2 separate regions of the Homo sapiens genome follow, and region 2 is linked to region 1. The links are chromatin loops, found by intact Hi-C in ENCODE. Cell type or tissue: OCI-LY7. All regions are shown on one strand.

Region 1 (8,000 bases):
CCTTCTGTGAGCTGCCTTTTGAAGAGGTGGTTTGTTCCCTAGTTCCTCATTCAGAACCCCCCTCATATGGTGTGAAATACAACCAGCCTTTTAAAAAAGTGATCCAAACCTCTTTTACGATTTGAAACCTAGTCGGATATGTGTTGACAAATTTAAGCAACTTTTTTTAGTTTTTCAAAATACAAATTTACGGGCATGCTACCAGAATTAGCATTAACTGAACACTGACCCAGTGATGGCAGCAGAATGCAGAAGACATCCAGCCCAGTCAGCTAGATGATCAGGGCATGATTGTGAATAAAATGGAACATGGAAGTTGGCAGTGAGCCAGGACGTGTTTTCTTGTGGATAAATTTACAAACTTAATGTTTATCATTAAGTTTGTAAAAGGAAATTTGGACTCTAGATTAGAATACTTGGTTAGTCATACCTTGGGCACATAACTATGCTCATTGACCTATGCCCATCCTTGCCGTTGGGTTATTCAGGGTGTGTTTAGTGAAAATTTCCCTGAGAGATAAAGATCTTACATAGACAGGAGCCTGCTTTAAACTAAAATTTCAGAAACATTTTCACTGGCACCATCCTTGTTCAGTGTGGTTTAGTGGAAAGAACACAGAGCCCTGGACCCCAAAGTGAGCTATGGACCTTGGTTTAGCTACTCATGTGTCATGTCACCTTGGGAAAGTAATTTTACCTTCTTGGAAAATAAGATAAGGATACCGATATGTTTTCTGAAGGAGTGTTAAAGGGAAAAAAATTAGACATGGAAGTGCCTCAAGGTGCATATGTGAAAGTGTTTTCACTTCATGAAATCAAAAAAATTTCATTCACTTTAGTAGTTCTTTGTTTAAACCTTTGATGTTAAGGTCCTGTTTATTCCTGTTGTTTATTCATATGCTAACCTTATCAAATATTCACTGAATCATTTAATTTCAGGTTACAAGGGACCCTCAAGGTCATTTAGTTCACACCTGTCAGGTATAAGCATGTTCATTCCTTTCTGCTGAAAGGAAGGACAGAAGCAGCCAATGGGGAAAGCTTCCAAAACAAAGGATCAGAGAGAGTGGCAGCGTTGCTGTGGTCATAATCCAGGAATGAGGAAGTGAAGGCCCATTGCCTGCCTCTTATAAATAGTAATGACAGGACGTGTTGCACAGGGAAAGATAGGCATTTAAAGTTGAATTGGAAAGTACACTTTAAACTTCTGTTAGTTATTACCTACAGAATTTTTTGTAAGTCTATAGTGTTTTACTTGTTATCCTTGTGTATCTGATTCTTCTGTTGTGGTTCACATCTAAATTGACTCAGTATTTTGGAGGTGGGAGTGGAAGAGGGTAGAATGCTTAAAAACAAACACAGCAGCAACAACAGAAACAAACTCTGTAGTTTGTTGGGATGCATGATCTGGTTATCGGTTGGCAATAAGAAACAGCTGTTTGTTTGTTGACAGCCTGCCTTTCCTCTCCCCTAATCAAGCTGTTTCTCATCATGTAATTACCAACTCTTTAGTATTTGAGACTTGTGGATTTATAGTTGGTCATATAATATTTGCCAAAACGTCATAGTTTACATAAAAAATTAGTGATTCCCCTGTAGTCATTCTACTGAAATATGAATGTGAGTTGTAATAAAATACCTGAAGAGACTTCTGAAATTCATTTCAGACTTAAGGGAATGTAGAGGGTGTTTTGTGTGTGTTCTAAAAAGGAAGTATTGGTGTAACTCTTCCCTCTCTTGTAGACTCCACTGCCAATCTGAAAAGCATTCTGTTTTCAAAAATGTAGTAAGGCAGCACTGATGTGGATAACAGGACAGATTTTGTTCTGATGAAGAAGGATATGGTTGCTTGTTTCTGTCTTTGTCTTTTTTCTTAAAACACTGTTCTAATTTTGAAGCCAAGTGTGAAAGGAAATAAAGTTGTCAGAGGGTCCAAGATGATGTTTCAGTCTTCTGGGTAGCTTTAGTAGCAGAAAAATAGCTGAATGTACCTCCTACTCTAAAGAGACTTAATTTAGGCCATTTTGTAAACAGACTACTTTCAGTCTGGCTTATGCTGAGTGAAGCCCATTTTGAAATAAAGGTAATCCTGTGTTTTAGGAAAACAAGCCAGAAAGGGTGAGGCTTCTGTTGTTTCATTTAGTTTTACCCTTCAAAATAAAACAAATGTTTTCTAATCACGCTCAGGTCACAGCTTCTCTCAGAATGGAAAAGTTTCTCTCTTCAATTAATCTTTTGACATTGCAGAGATAGTTCAGAAAAATCCCCTTAAAAGCTACAGTGCCAAAATTTTTTATTTTCATAAACTCCAAAGTAACATCACAAGTTCTCCTTGGTTTGATAGGTTTAAAATTATAATGGATTTTAGAATATATTATTTTCTCTTTGATCTCAAAGACATTACATAAATTAATTTTTATTTTAAAAGAGAATATGTGAATAGTAAGTGCTTTTTGAGATATGAGCTGTAACTAGGAAAGGGAATAATTTAGTTTAAAATTTGTAAAAAGTCAAATTTTGAAAAGCATATTTTGTATGAGTATAGTTTCTATTCTCATTTGCATTGTGTTTGTACTGTTTTTCATCTGAAGTTTACACCTACATTTTTTTCTAAAAGCATAAGTCCTTGAAAATATTTTAGTTTAAATGCACGTGTCAAATTTCTTGGTCTCTTGAAGTCAACAGCTCCCAAATGTTAGCTGAATTAGACTATCAGTGATTTCACCAGGTGGCTAGTGACAGTTAATATTTAGGTTTTTACCAGAACATGAAGTGTTTGTCGGGGTATTTTTTTAACATACGCCGTGAGAATGACATTTCTTATATTACTTTAAACTATTTAATTGCAGTTAGTATCAAGGCAAGATTTGTTTCTTTATCTTAAAATATTAGCTATACCATGAAGTTGAGATTTGAAATAAAAAGATTACTTCTAGCTTAATTGGAGCAGGTAGGAAGTGGTGGCATATAAAAGGTGAATATTTTCATATGCACAGCTGTGCATGTATTCTTAGGGCTCTGTTGGCCAAAATCTGTTGTCCTAGTAGTGCTCAGGTGCATAATTCAGTCAGTTGAATCACAGATGATCCATTTTCAAAGCACTTTAGTAGTTGGGTGTCAAGGGAAAAAAGTTGTAATTTTAAGAACTTCATCCGCAAATCATGTAATGGTATTTTTAATTTTAGCTTCCCAAATCTGTGTGGACAAAAATTATTCAGTTATAAATAAAAGATGTGTAAATCCTTATTCCAGTGGCCTTCTTTGGGGTGACAGGGAGGAGTATTAGGCGATGTTACAGGATATTGTTACAGTTTTATATTTTGTTTCTCTGTGTTAGACTTTTCTATTTGATAATACTTTTTCAAAAATGATGCTATAAAAACCCATTATTATAGAGCCATTAAAAATACAGGTCTATTATCCAGTGATTAATATCCATGACCTTTATTTTTGGATCGGCTTCATAAATATATACATTTTCTATGTCAGCCATTGTCTGGAATTTCATTTTTGTTCTGCTTTCCATTACATACCATGAATTAAATGAAATTAATTTAATCGCTACTACAAACAGAAATTAAACGTGCCCTAATCCAGAGTTACGTTGTTTGCTTTTACAACTGTAAGTCATAAGTAATTAATTTTCCTTGGAAAATTAATTCACTTAGCATTCCCAGTAGCATCATATGTTGACACAGGGTTATAGATAGTTTAATATTTTTCTTCAGCATGCTGGCCTCAACTTTAGAAGACCTTAAATGAAAACAAATTAAAATTTACTCAACTGTATGTAATTTGGGGCTATTTAAAATAAGTGTTGTTGTTATTGATAGCATCCAGGTGATGACTCGAAAATTATACTCAAACTTTACAAAATGCCCATTATGTATTAGCAAGTCTGAAACAATATATTTTTTAACATTGGTTATATGACAGTAGCCATTAATATTTTCTGTCCCTCAATTCTGAATAAACATTTGACATGAGAACCATCTAACAGCAGTAGCATGGAAAGTTTTTTTTACCATCACTTAACTGTCAAGAAAACAAAAGGGTTAACTTACTTGCTGGACATTTGACCACCTGGGATAGCAGGCCATCCTGTCTGATTCTTACAGAGCTTATTTTCAGTCTCTCACCTCGGTCAGCAGAAAAATTTCTATCAAGGTCATCTTAAAACATAGAATATATTGATTGCCGTTTTCTAATTGTTTCATTCTTTCCTGTTTAATACTTTTTTTCCCCTTACTTTCCAGAAAGGCCAGTGTGGAAAATGAAATAAGCAGAAGTCTTTCAGTTAAACAAGCTTTCCCCCACTGCTTTTTATATTCTGGGGACTCAGAAAATATGAGCAAACCAAATTTAGCTTTTCTTTTGCATTTGCCAGGAGGTTATTTAGTAAGGTGATTTTTTTTTTCTGGTTCACAGAACTCTATAAAACATATAGTGTTTATTACTTTATGTATATTTATTTAAGTCACTAAGGTGAAACTGTAGTGATGGTGGCAATGTTACAGTTTTAACAAGTGGGGCTTATTTTATAAATGTGTCTTTGTGGCAATAGCTTTCAAAAATGCACAGGGTTAGCAGTGACATGCTCTTTTGGAAAGAAAATTTGCTGTTTAATTCCAGGGTAAAAGTACTACTAGAACACAAAATCACCACTGTTATTTTTTTATTTTTTATTTTTTGGTTACTATTTATTGTTAAAGTCAACTTTAAAAAAATCTGTACTCGCAGGATTTAACTAACTACATACATTGCAAAGTTGTGTCAGGGAGAAAATGTTTGCTTGTTATCCCTATCAGAAGGGGGGTGACAGGGAAGTCCCCTTCCCTATGCTTCAGAGGGTTTCCCTCTGAGTGGCCTTCAGAGTTAGGATAATGGCTTTCCTCTTTATCATCATCAGACAAAATGAAAAGATTACACATGTCAAGTTACGCACATTTATGTTTTTGCTCTGACCTAAATATAGATTGTTGTACAGTCAGGTTTAAGGGAAAGCAGTCTTTCAAAAATAATTTAGGCAGCCCAGGTGATGATTATTCTAAAAACTCTATTCCTAAATCTACTATCACATACCTGCAATACGATTACATATAAATACGTATGATAATGCTGCATACATTCTTACACAGTTTTTAAAAAATGCTTCTGCCTTCTTTCTGAAATGAACTGGTTTACTTTATTCTGGTTTTGAAGTGGAAAAGTAAATTCACCCTTATAGAAATTTACTAATATTAATCTGCATTTAATTTCAGAATATATTCTCTTAAAAATTAAATTTAAATGAAAAGAGTTTGTCATGTCCTTCATTAACTTTTGTGTCAAAATGAATATCTTAGAAAAACATTTTATAGCAAACTAAGAAGTGTAGAGGAATTGTGTGTGTGGTGGGTGTACACAAGGAGATTTTAAGAGTGTGGAGAAAAGAGATGCTAAATTTGAGCTACATAATATTTACCCAAAACTGGCAAAGGAAAACTTTGTTAAAATATATAAAAATTATGGATTCAAGAAACAAAGCTTGGAGAAGTAAAATTTTTTACTTCTTACTTTCTGTGATTATTCTGTTGATTCAAATTAGAATAGAAACAAGATTTTGTGATAGAAATATGAATGTGCTTTTTAAAAATTTATAATGTTAAGATATAACAATGTTCATAATTTGCTGAATGATTGTGACACATGAAAAACCGTGCTGTTTGTGAGAAGTAGACAAACAAATGTTCGTGCATTGTAAGAACTCTGAGGAACTTAGAGCAGACTATCGCTTGAGTTTGGTCAATAAGACTTTATTTTTTACCTGCAAGCAGAGTGTAAGTAATCATAATTATTCCTAAATTGCTCCCTAAAGTGTGGTAAAAGTGGGGTTTGCAAACTGCTGATATTTGTTGGACAATTAGATTGATGTTTTATAACATGTTACTATTCAATGGAGTCCTTCACAGTGCCGTTGGGTGGAAAAGTAAATTTGTACCTAAAGAAATGTACAACTATTAATTTGTATTATATTCCACACTGTTCTTTCAAAACACTAAATTTAAATAAGTTTACACTTCTACTCACAAAGGGAATAATTAAATTAAGGTGATATATAGAAAGATAAAATGGCAATTTACCACCACCTGAGATTGACAAAACTCTCCCAGGTCTTTCAAAGTGAATCATGCTCCCAGTCATTATCTCACAGTACCACGATCTTACACATTGACAATGGGGTAAATTGGATTACATTTTTGCTTTTACTAGAAATTCAAATAAAATCTTAGGCAAGATAGGGAATACCACATTGTAATATCCTGCTTTTATGCTTCTGTTAGGGCTGTACATTAGTCTTTGGCTAATAGATCCTGCTAGATAACGCTTTTTCCTTTTGTAGCACCATTCATAGTTTGAGGCTGTCTTCAATCTGACCTGTAAGAACTCTGCTTCGAAAGACTGTGTATATAAGAATGTTGGAATAATTTAATACTCACATTTTGATAGGTTTAAAATGAACTGGAGATTTATGTTAATTGCAGTGGACGAATTGCCACATTTGTCCTACTAAAGTTGCTTATCAGAAGAGGAAAATGAGCAGAAGAATCTTTAAAAAGAATGTTTTGTCTCCAAATTATTTTATATTTGTATGTTAACCCAGAACTTTTTCTCTAGTCTCTCTCTGTATATATTAGAGGAGTAATTTCTGAGTTTTGTTTTTCATCAGATTTGCAGTGAAGATTAAAAACAAAAACAGAAAGAACCTCTTTGCAATAAACATCACTACCACATTTAAGTTTGTAATTTTTATAAGAAAGGAACACTAGTTAGAAGCTATTTTTTTTTGAGTTTTAATATTTACCAAATTTATAGGAACTCTCAACATGTTTTACATTTTTTCTCTCCATGTATGTAAACAGAATGAAGTTAAATTTAGTGATTTCTTCCCTGGAGTGATTAAAAGTAATGTAATTTGTTTGTTAATAACAAACTTAAATTTATTTTGACATTATTGTATTTTCTGTATACTATAATGTGGAAAAAAGTACTTAAGGAATGGAGAGAAATAGACTGTTCTAGCTAATAAAAGTGCTTAACTCTGGAGGGGCCACCAAGGAGTCTGTCATGATTGACAAGCATTCTAGTGGAGTCTTTCTTTCCTTTTTCTTTTCTTTTCTTTCTTTTTTTTTTTTTTCCTTATAGCAGTGTTGAAGTCAGTCAAAGTATATATACAAAGCTCGGTGAATACCAGTTTCCCCAGTACAGGGGCTATTTTTTCAGGAAGTCTAACTCAAACCAGATGTTTTGCCTAGACCTAGAGTTTGTTGCTGCCAAGCATCTCATCAGAGGTCAGAGTTCTGGGCTCTGGGCCCTGCTAGAATTCTTTCACAAATTGCTATTCGGTGAGGTTTTAATCCTAATGGAAAGAATAATGTGCTTGTAAAATCTGCAGTTATTACAAACACAGTATACATATTGTGGACTTCAAATGACTACGTATTTCATCCCCATAAACAGGGAATGCAGATGAATGCCTTGTGTGATAGCTTCAGACATTCTAACGAAAACCTAGTATACAGTTTATTCCACATTAACCATTTGCATTTGTAATACCCTAATAAAAGAAACTGTTATTTTTGGGTGACAACTGGTAACCAACTTACGCCCCCCCACCACAACCAATTTTTTTAACAAGCTCTACAACCCCATACAGCTGTTTGAACACAAGAATTAAAAACATTCAGAACCAAATATTGGATATTCTCATAGGAAGATCTATGAATGCTATAGTACTAGGTGAAAAGTTCTTAAAGCAAAAGACACCAGTATGCCAAGACTTAGCTATCTTATATTTAGAAACACATATAAATGTATTAAAACCAAATTCATTTATTCAAATTAGGATGAAGAGTATTTTTCTTTGTAATGGAGAATGTGATTGGTATTTAACTAAACATGAGTTATAGCTCTTTGGGAAAGGTTAAAGACGTGTACTGAGATTGATTATATCTCTGCAT
Region 2 (8,000 bases), 1.1 Mb before region 1:
AGCAGTTCCATTTACAGCTCTGTTTTTTACGTAGTTACAACATGATGTGATTGTAGCTTTTTAAACTATGAAACCCCTGAGAGATTGTACCTTCTAGTTGAAATAAAGTATTTATAATAGATTGTGGCTTCAGATGCTGCTTACTGCTTCTTAAACCTTTAAGGAACATTCTTAATACACTTTATAGAATTCTGAGGACAGGTTTTGTTTTCTTTCAAGTTTTGAACTGCTTCATTACCTATAAAAGGTCTGGGTATAGCTGTAGCATTTCATTTGCTTTCTGAGAGAAATGGACAGTTTCCTTGGCCACTGAAGATGTTTCTCACGTAATTAAACAACAGTTTATACATCTTGATCCTATTCTTTTTTTTACAGTGTGTTTCTTTGGAGTTAAAATGGCTATGATAGCCTCATCAAAAACAGTCTTCAATCCCTTCTGGGTTAAAGCTGAACATTCCACATAGCAGCATGCTCCTATCTGGGAGGGAGAAAAAAAATCACAAATATATAAGATCATGTTTATACAATTGGCATGACATAAACACATCATTATAAAGAAAATTATAAAATACAGCTATGCAAAAAGAATACATTCATCATCCATGTTCATAACCCCAGAGGGGATTTTAAAATACTAGTATATGTCCTTCCAGACTTTCTATGAAAAATTATTTCACTCACCACATATTTACTGGGTATCTACTATATGTCAAGCACTGTTTAGGTCCTGGGGATATGTCAGTGAACTGAACGAAAGAGCAGAGTCCCTGCTGTGTGGCGTCCACATGTGCTGACATCTGCTGGGTAAGAGGCACAGGGGAGGGAATACAGAGCAGATGGTTGCAAATGCTGTGGGGAAAAAGCAGAGTGAGGGAGGCGGGGAGTGCTGAGGACAATGGTAGTGGGGGTCCGGGGAGGCTTCTCAATGGGGAAGTTTGAGCAGTGAGGGATACCTAGGGGAAGAGCTCCAGGCAGATAGATCCTGATGCAGGAGCATGCCTGGAGCAGTCAAGGAACAAGATCACACTGAGGATGTGGTATTTGAGCAGAGACCTGAAAAGAGTGAAAGAATGAATCATGTCCATAGGGAAGAACATTCCAGGCAGAGGGAACAACAAAAGTACAAAGGTTCTCAGGTAGAACTTTGAGGGAACAACAAAGGAGACCAGGAGGCCTGGGGAACAATGAGTAAGGCAGAGAGGGAACAGAGGCTTGTAGGCCACTGTGCGGACTTTGGCGTTTAGTCTGAGCTGGGGACCCACTGGAGGATTCTGAGCAGAGCAGTGACATGATTGCGCTTACATTTTTAAGACTTACTCTGGCTGCTGTGTTGAGAACAGATGACCATGGGGCATAGACAGAAGCAGAAAGGTGAGTTGGAAGCTATTCCAGTAAAGCAGGCCAGAGATGGAGGAGGTCTGAACCAGGTGATAGAGGGAAGAGTTAGAAAAAAGTGTCTGGATTCTGGATATGTTCTGAAGGTATGTTGTGCCGAAGGCTAGATGTGTGGTATGGGAGAAAGAGCAAGGTCAAGTACGACTTCAGGGCTTTTTTTTTTTTTTGAGACAGTTTCACTCTTGTTGCCCAGGCTGGAGTACTATGGTTCGATCTTGGCTCATCACAACCTCTGCCTTCTGGGTTCAAGCGGTTCTGCCTCAGATTCCTGACTAGCTGGGATTACAGGCATGTGCCACCACACCCAGCTAATTTTGTATTAGTAGAGATGGGGTTTCTCCATGTTGGTCAGGGTGGTCTCCAACTCCCAACCTCAGGTAATTCTGCCCGCCTCGGGCTCCCAAAGTGCTGGGATTACAGGTGTGAGCCACTGCACCCAGCTGAGGGCTTCTGACCTGAGTAACTGGGAGGACAGGCTTGGAGGGTAAAAGAAGAATCATATCTTAGACATGTTAATTTTGAGATACTCAGCCATGTAGATGGACTTGTTGAGTAAACAGCTGGATAACCAAATTGAGAATTTAGGAAAGAGGTCCAGGCTGGAGATGGAAATCCAGGAATCTTTGGTTGTAGACTGTGCAAGCTACAAGACTGACAGAAGCTCATTTAGGCCTAGGGAGTGTAGCTATAGAAGAAGACATCCACAAAGCTGAGTGCTCATCACTGGGGCCCTCCAACCAGGGACCAAGGAGGTAAAGAGATGGAGCAGAGTCCAATGAGAGGGGAGAAAAACCAAGAGAGTCCAACTGAAGAAAGTTTCAGGAAGGACGCAACTGTGCCAAATGCTGATGAGTCTAGAAATGAGATCATACTGTTTTGCAACTACTTTTTTCCCTTTAGCTACATAATAAATATGAAATCTTAACAGATAGTATGAAGTTTTAATAGATGCAGGGAATTTTTGCCATTATAAACAATTCAGCATCTTTGTAGCTCTAAGTACGTCCCTAATAATTTACTTTTATTATTAAATATTATAAATGGACAAATTATAATTTTATATAAGGTACAAAGCAATATTTTCTCTCTATATATACATATACACACACACACACGAGTGAAATGATTAAATCAACATAATTAACATCTATCACCTTAAATACTTATCATTTTGTGTGGTGAGAACATTTAAAATTTACTCTTTTAGCAATTTGGAAATACGCAGTCCACCATTATTTATTTATTCATTTATTTTGAGACAGGGTCTCACTCTGTCATCCAGGCTGGAGTGCAATGGCACTATCTCGGCTCACTGCAACCTCCACCTCCTGGGCTCAAGTGATCCTCCTTCCTCAGCCCCCCAAGTAGCTGGGACTACAGGTATGCACCATCATGCTCAGCTAATTTTTTTTTTTTTTTTTTTTTTTTTTTTTTTTTTTTTGGTAGAGATGGGGTTTCACCATGTTGCCCAGGCTGGTCTCGAATTCCTGGGCTCAAACGATCCACCCACCTCAGCCTTCCAAGGTGCGGGGATTACAGGTGTGAGCCACCGTGCCCAGCACCACCATTATTAACTGTAGTTACCATGTTGTGCAGTGTTATCTCAAAAAATGTATTCCTCCTAACACTGTACACTTTGACCAACATCCTAATGATTTGCTTAGGATAAACTCTTACATATGGAATTGCTTGATCAAAAGTGTCCATGATTTTAAGGATTTTGCATACTGTCAAGACTGCTTTGATTCAATGACCAATAGTACAACAGAGTGTCCATTTTACTACACGGGTATTATAATTAATTTCTCATTTTTTGCCAATTCTATAGGTGCAAATTGAGCTTACATTTGACTACTAATAAGTTTGAACATATTTCCTATCTTCAATGGCAATCTGCATTTTGGGGGGTGAATTTTTCATTGTTAGCCCATTTTTCTATTGGTATCTGTGGCTGCTTCTGATTAACTCATATGCAAGAGGTTCCTGTATACTAAGGATGTTAACCCATTTTTCTGCCATCCATCTCAGGTTATATGACTTTTCATTTTATTTCTGGCATTTGATGTGGTATTAAGTTTTTATGCAGTGAAATCATTAATATTTTCATTTATGGCTTTTATCTTTATGACATTTAGAAATTCCTTCTCTCCCCAAGATTACAAAACTGAATACATGGAATTTCTGAAGTGATTTGTTAGTAAAGCCATTTATTTTTTGCTTTAGGAAAAACTGTCCTCCAGAAAGTTTTCTTGCTTTCTTTTGCCTCCTGATACTACATTTTAAAAGACTATATATGGGCCGGGCGCGGTGGCTCATGCCTGTAATCCTAGCACTTTGGGAGGATGAGGTGGGCAGATCATGAGGCCAGGAGGTCGAGACCATCCTGGCTAACATGGTAAAACCCCATCTCCACTAAAAATGAAAAAAAAAAAAAAAAAAAAAAAATAGCCGGGTGTGGTGGCAGGCACCTGTAGTCCCAGCTACTTGGGAGGCTGAGGCAGGAGAATGGCATGAACACGGGAGGCAGAGCTTGCAGTGAGCTGAGATCCCGTCACTGCACTCCAACCTGGGCCACAGAGTGGGACTCCGTCTCAAAAAAAAAAAAAAAAAAAAAGACCATATATGGATTCTGTTTCCACAAAAGTCCTATTGAAATCACAACATTTAAAAAATAGAATCCAATAATGTTAAGGCCAAATGGGAAAAAAGGGGAAAAAGTAAACCTATCTTTGGGGCACGAAGGAAGATAAGCTACAAGGTATTGCATGCATCACTGTTACATATATTTTTAGAATTTTTGTATTTTCTATCCTCTTTTCATAAAAAGATTGGAGAAATTTCAACACATTTCTTTTCAAACCTAGTCATCATTTTTTGGTTTTAACCACAAATTTAAACTGTCATCCTAGGTGGCTCCACTGTCTAACTCAATGAGTCTTAAGACAGAGCTGATTTGGCACAGTGCAACTGTTTAAGTAATGAAGAAGGGTTGAAAGTAGTGACACGTGTTTCCGATGCTTTTTTCCATATGTGACTTTTTAGGAAAATATCACTGGCAATGTAGCAAAGGTGTAAGAGTCTCGGCCCAGGAGTCAGGCTTTGGACTGAAACCCAACTCTGCCATTTATTACCTGCAGGATCTTGGGCGAATTATCTGACATCTCCCAGCCTCCACTGTCTCTTCTGTGTAACAGGGGAAACAGACCTACCTCACTGAGTTCATGCAAGGATTAAATGAGATAATGCATGTAAAGCACTCCACCTGGCACACAGTAAATACACAATAAAATTAGCTTCTATTGTTATCTTAGCATCTTTTACATTCATGCTTAAATTCTGTGAGTGTTCCATTACCTCTTTTGCTAGTTTCTGTCCTTGTTCCACACATATAGGTTTTTCTTTCATATCATTCAGTCTTGCTAAAGTTTTGGGGTCATCTCGGAGATCAATCTAATTAAGAAAGGTCAATAATGTCCCATAATATTACAAATCTTTAAAGAAAAATCAAAGCATGTAATCCCACTTAATTCCCACATACCAAAAAAAGATTAAACAAAAGAACTTAATTTTTAAAAACCAGGAAAATAATTGCTTTCTTTTGGCACAATTTTTTCCAAAAATATGATAGAACTCATTAACTTGCAGCTGAGATTAAACACTTACATCATTTGCTCAGCTTTGGGACTGTTTGTCTGAGAGCAGCCTCTACGACAGACCAAAGAGCTTATTCTAAAATGCAGAAAATCAAACCAGACATACCTGAGTTCCTATTAATAAAAAGGGTACATTTGGTGCGTATTCCTTAAGTTCCGGTACCCACTCCTCTTTCACATTTTGAAATGAGGCTGGATTTACCACCGAGAAGCATATAAGGAAGACATCGGTCATTGGGTAAGATAAAGGCCTCAGACGGTCATAGTCTTCCTGAGGAACAAAGAAAAGCCTCATTATGTATTTACATTTCTATTGTTTACTAGTAATATGTACATTAGATTACATGGTCAAAGATGCAAATTCAGGAGTACTCCACTAGTGGAATGTATGGCACTCTAAGTAAAATCAGATAACTCTGTTTTTGTTATTCTTCTTTGTGAAGTTCTGAACACCCATGAGGTAAAAAAAAATGACAATATCATTAACAATGACAATGAAAACTTTGGAAAAATACATTATGATCACTAACGCTGTCACTAAAAACATTTTTAACTAAAAAGTTTGCACAAAGAATTGAATATAGCTAGACATTGCCTAAGTATTATAATTTATAATAATTAATACATGCTAAATATTTACTATGTGTCAGGCACTAGTCTATATGCTCTCTCATGGATTACTTATTTAATCCTTGTAACAACAATATGACACAAGTACCCTTAATCCTGACTTTCATTTGAGTAAACTGAAGCACAGAAGTTAAATTACTTGCGTAAGGATGTGTAGCCAGTAAGTCAAGGAGCTGAGATTCAAATCCTGGCAGTTTTTACTCCAGAGTCTATACTCTTAACCACTATACAGCTTCACTGAGACCTTCAAGCTTTGCTTTCCTTGTTTCTATAGTTTTATTAATTGTGTGTGTGTGTGTGTGTGTGTGTGTGTGTGTGTGTGTGTGTGAAGATTTAAAGAGAAACATACACAGTAAACCCACCAAAATCCTCCTTTACTCTCCAACTTTCATTCCCTCTACTTAATATTTTCATGTTTATTCTTCCAGTTCTTTTTCTATGCATGAATATACCAGTAACTGCACATATTCATACATCTGTACATAAAATGAAATCATGCAGTACTTGTTGTTCTGCACTTTCTTTGTCTTGGACATCTTTCTAAATCAGAATACGTTAGACTACCATATCATTTTACACTGTTGCTTCAGAGTCCCCAGAACAGCTATACTCCTGATGGTTATTTTAGTCTCTATCACAAAAGGCAGTGAATATCCTTTTTTGCATAGACTATTTTATGTGACACAAAATTCTACTTATTTACATTCTCGAGAGTGAACAGAGTCCGGATTCCATTTTTGGCATAGCTAGACTCTCATCTGGTTTCAAAGAAACTTTATTTTTAGCCTGGGCCACCTCCCCTCTTAAATGACTCGTTTCACTACAGAACTACACAAATGTGGAACTAAGGGAATATTAAAAACATCATCTTCCACTTGGAGTTTCAGCAGTAGTATTTCCCTCATGGAACAATTTTCCTTTCATGCATTTTTCTGACATTTTTCATAATATAACTTTCAACTAAAGCATGTTAATGTCCCAAACCCTTGACTGGTGGGTAACCCTTTTGTTTTTCTGTGATGCTTTTGAAGGGCACACCTATAATCTAGAGCTGTGGGCATTAAAAGATTTCTCAGGTGTTCGCTATCACATGACGACAGGGGAAATGCCACCCCCAATCTTCTGCAACTTTTATTTTTTAAAGTGAACGCCTCTAAATGGTTTTGATTAAAGCAGTGCCCTGGTGTTAAGAAATTCACAATGAAGAGATCAAATAGGGTGGGTATGAAACACGTTATACCCCCAGACAGTTACTAGAGGAAGACTTCTTGAAAATTTAACTTTTTAAAAATCAGCTTGTGTTAAACAGTACAATTGAGTGCCTTATATGTACTTTCTGGGCTCTACTGCCTGTTTCAAACTGCAAGTCCATAAAAGAAAAAAAAAAAAAAGAAACAGTATGTCATCTTAGCATCCCACCCAGCAACTCCACACTTCTGAGCAAACATGCAGTTGTCATGGCCGGGAAATGGGGTGTTCTCATTAAAAAGCACTCCTCATCCATATTTAGATTTCCAATTTTCACAGAAATAGGAATGGGGATACTATCCCTTAGGATTATGAGGAATAAATGAAATAGTGCAACTAAAGCACTCCGCATAACACCTCGCACATCGAAGAACTCTTTCAATGCTTAAACATAAATTCTCTATCCCATGGGAAACCAAGTCTCTTATTCCTCTGCAAATCCACGCAGGGTCCCCTGAGTCCCACACTTGCCTCAGCTTTGCAGCTCCCTCCAATCACAGAGAAGTCTTTTAGTAAGAAATAAAATCAAAACACACAAAACTCAGGTCTCTCGAGACAGTATAATTTTCAGATGAATAAAAGAGAATGATATATTATTACTGTACTCATTAGTCACTTAGCCTTAAGACTATTTAAAATGTAACAAAAATAGATTTATATTTAAGAAAGCCAAATTAGAGATTTTAATGGAAATTTTACTTTTCAAGCAAGTTTACCTCCTCAGGGAAACAGAAGTGTGCGCTCTTTCTCTAGTGAGAGATGACAAGAAATAAAAACTAATTGAATGCCATGTTCCCTAGAGATGCTTAACAATATTAATCCAAGTATTTTACAGAAGGTAAATATATTGTACAGATTCCTTTCATAACCACAGTGAATCCTGACTTTCCTCCATGAGAGACGTGAGCACAAAGGAGGACAATTGGACCAATCATTTCTAGATATTTCTTAAATTGCAGGTTTTGTTTGATTAATTAAAATGTGAAGAACTGGGGCTATTAAAAAATAAAACACACATATGTTTAGACCTCCTTGGAAAGAAATGTTACTTCTTAAGTCTGAACAATCTAAAAT

What was found. A loop is a pair of places that touch in the nucleus more often than their neighbours do. Peaks named below come from ENCODE experiments on the same cell type or tissue, not always from the same donor. Only the 100,000 strongest peaks of a DNase experiment are listed, where the experiment ranks them.
Region 2: it touches region 1 in a loop (6-fold over the local background); 2 of 110 quality-filtered maps call a loop at or near these places.

What each region holds. Positions count from the first base shown.
Region 1 is chr2:45,452,446-45,460,445 of GRCh38, reverse strand. All of the region lies in intron 16 of SRBD1 (S1 RNA binding domain 1), which reads left to right. Among named protein-coding and RNA genes, the nearest start is that of SRBD1, 150 kb to the left of the region's middle. In OCI-LY7, no CTCF peak of the experiment used is centred here; DNase peaks (open chromatin) are centred at 2,695, 3,035, 4,345, 4,875 and 3 weaker places; H3K4me3 peaks cover 4,125 bases; H3K27ac peaks cover 8,000 bases.
Region 2 is chr2:46,573,406-46,581,405 of GRCh38, reverse strand. RHOQ (ras homolog family member Q) reads right to left here. Exons shown (of 5, transcript NM_012249.4): 3 at 5,155-5,319; 4 at 4,750-4,845; 5 at 1-478. The coding sequence ends at 323. It overlaps PIGF (phosphatidylinositol glycan anchor biosynthesis class F), which reads left to right. Exons shown (of 6, transcript NM_002643.4): 6 at 1-469. RHOQ-AS1 (RHOQ antisense RNA 1) reads left to right here and starts at 1,168. Exons shown (of 2, transcript NR_104182.1): 1 at 1,168-1,371. In OCI-LY7, a CTCF peak has its summit at 4,318; DNase peaks (open chromatin) are centred at 5,375, 5,935, 6,405 and 6,745; H3K4me3 peaks cover 3,642 bases; H3K27ac peaks cover 4,128 bases.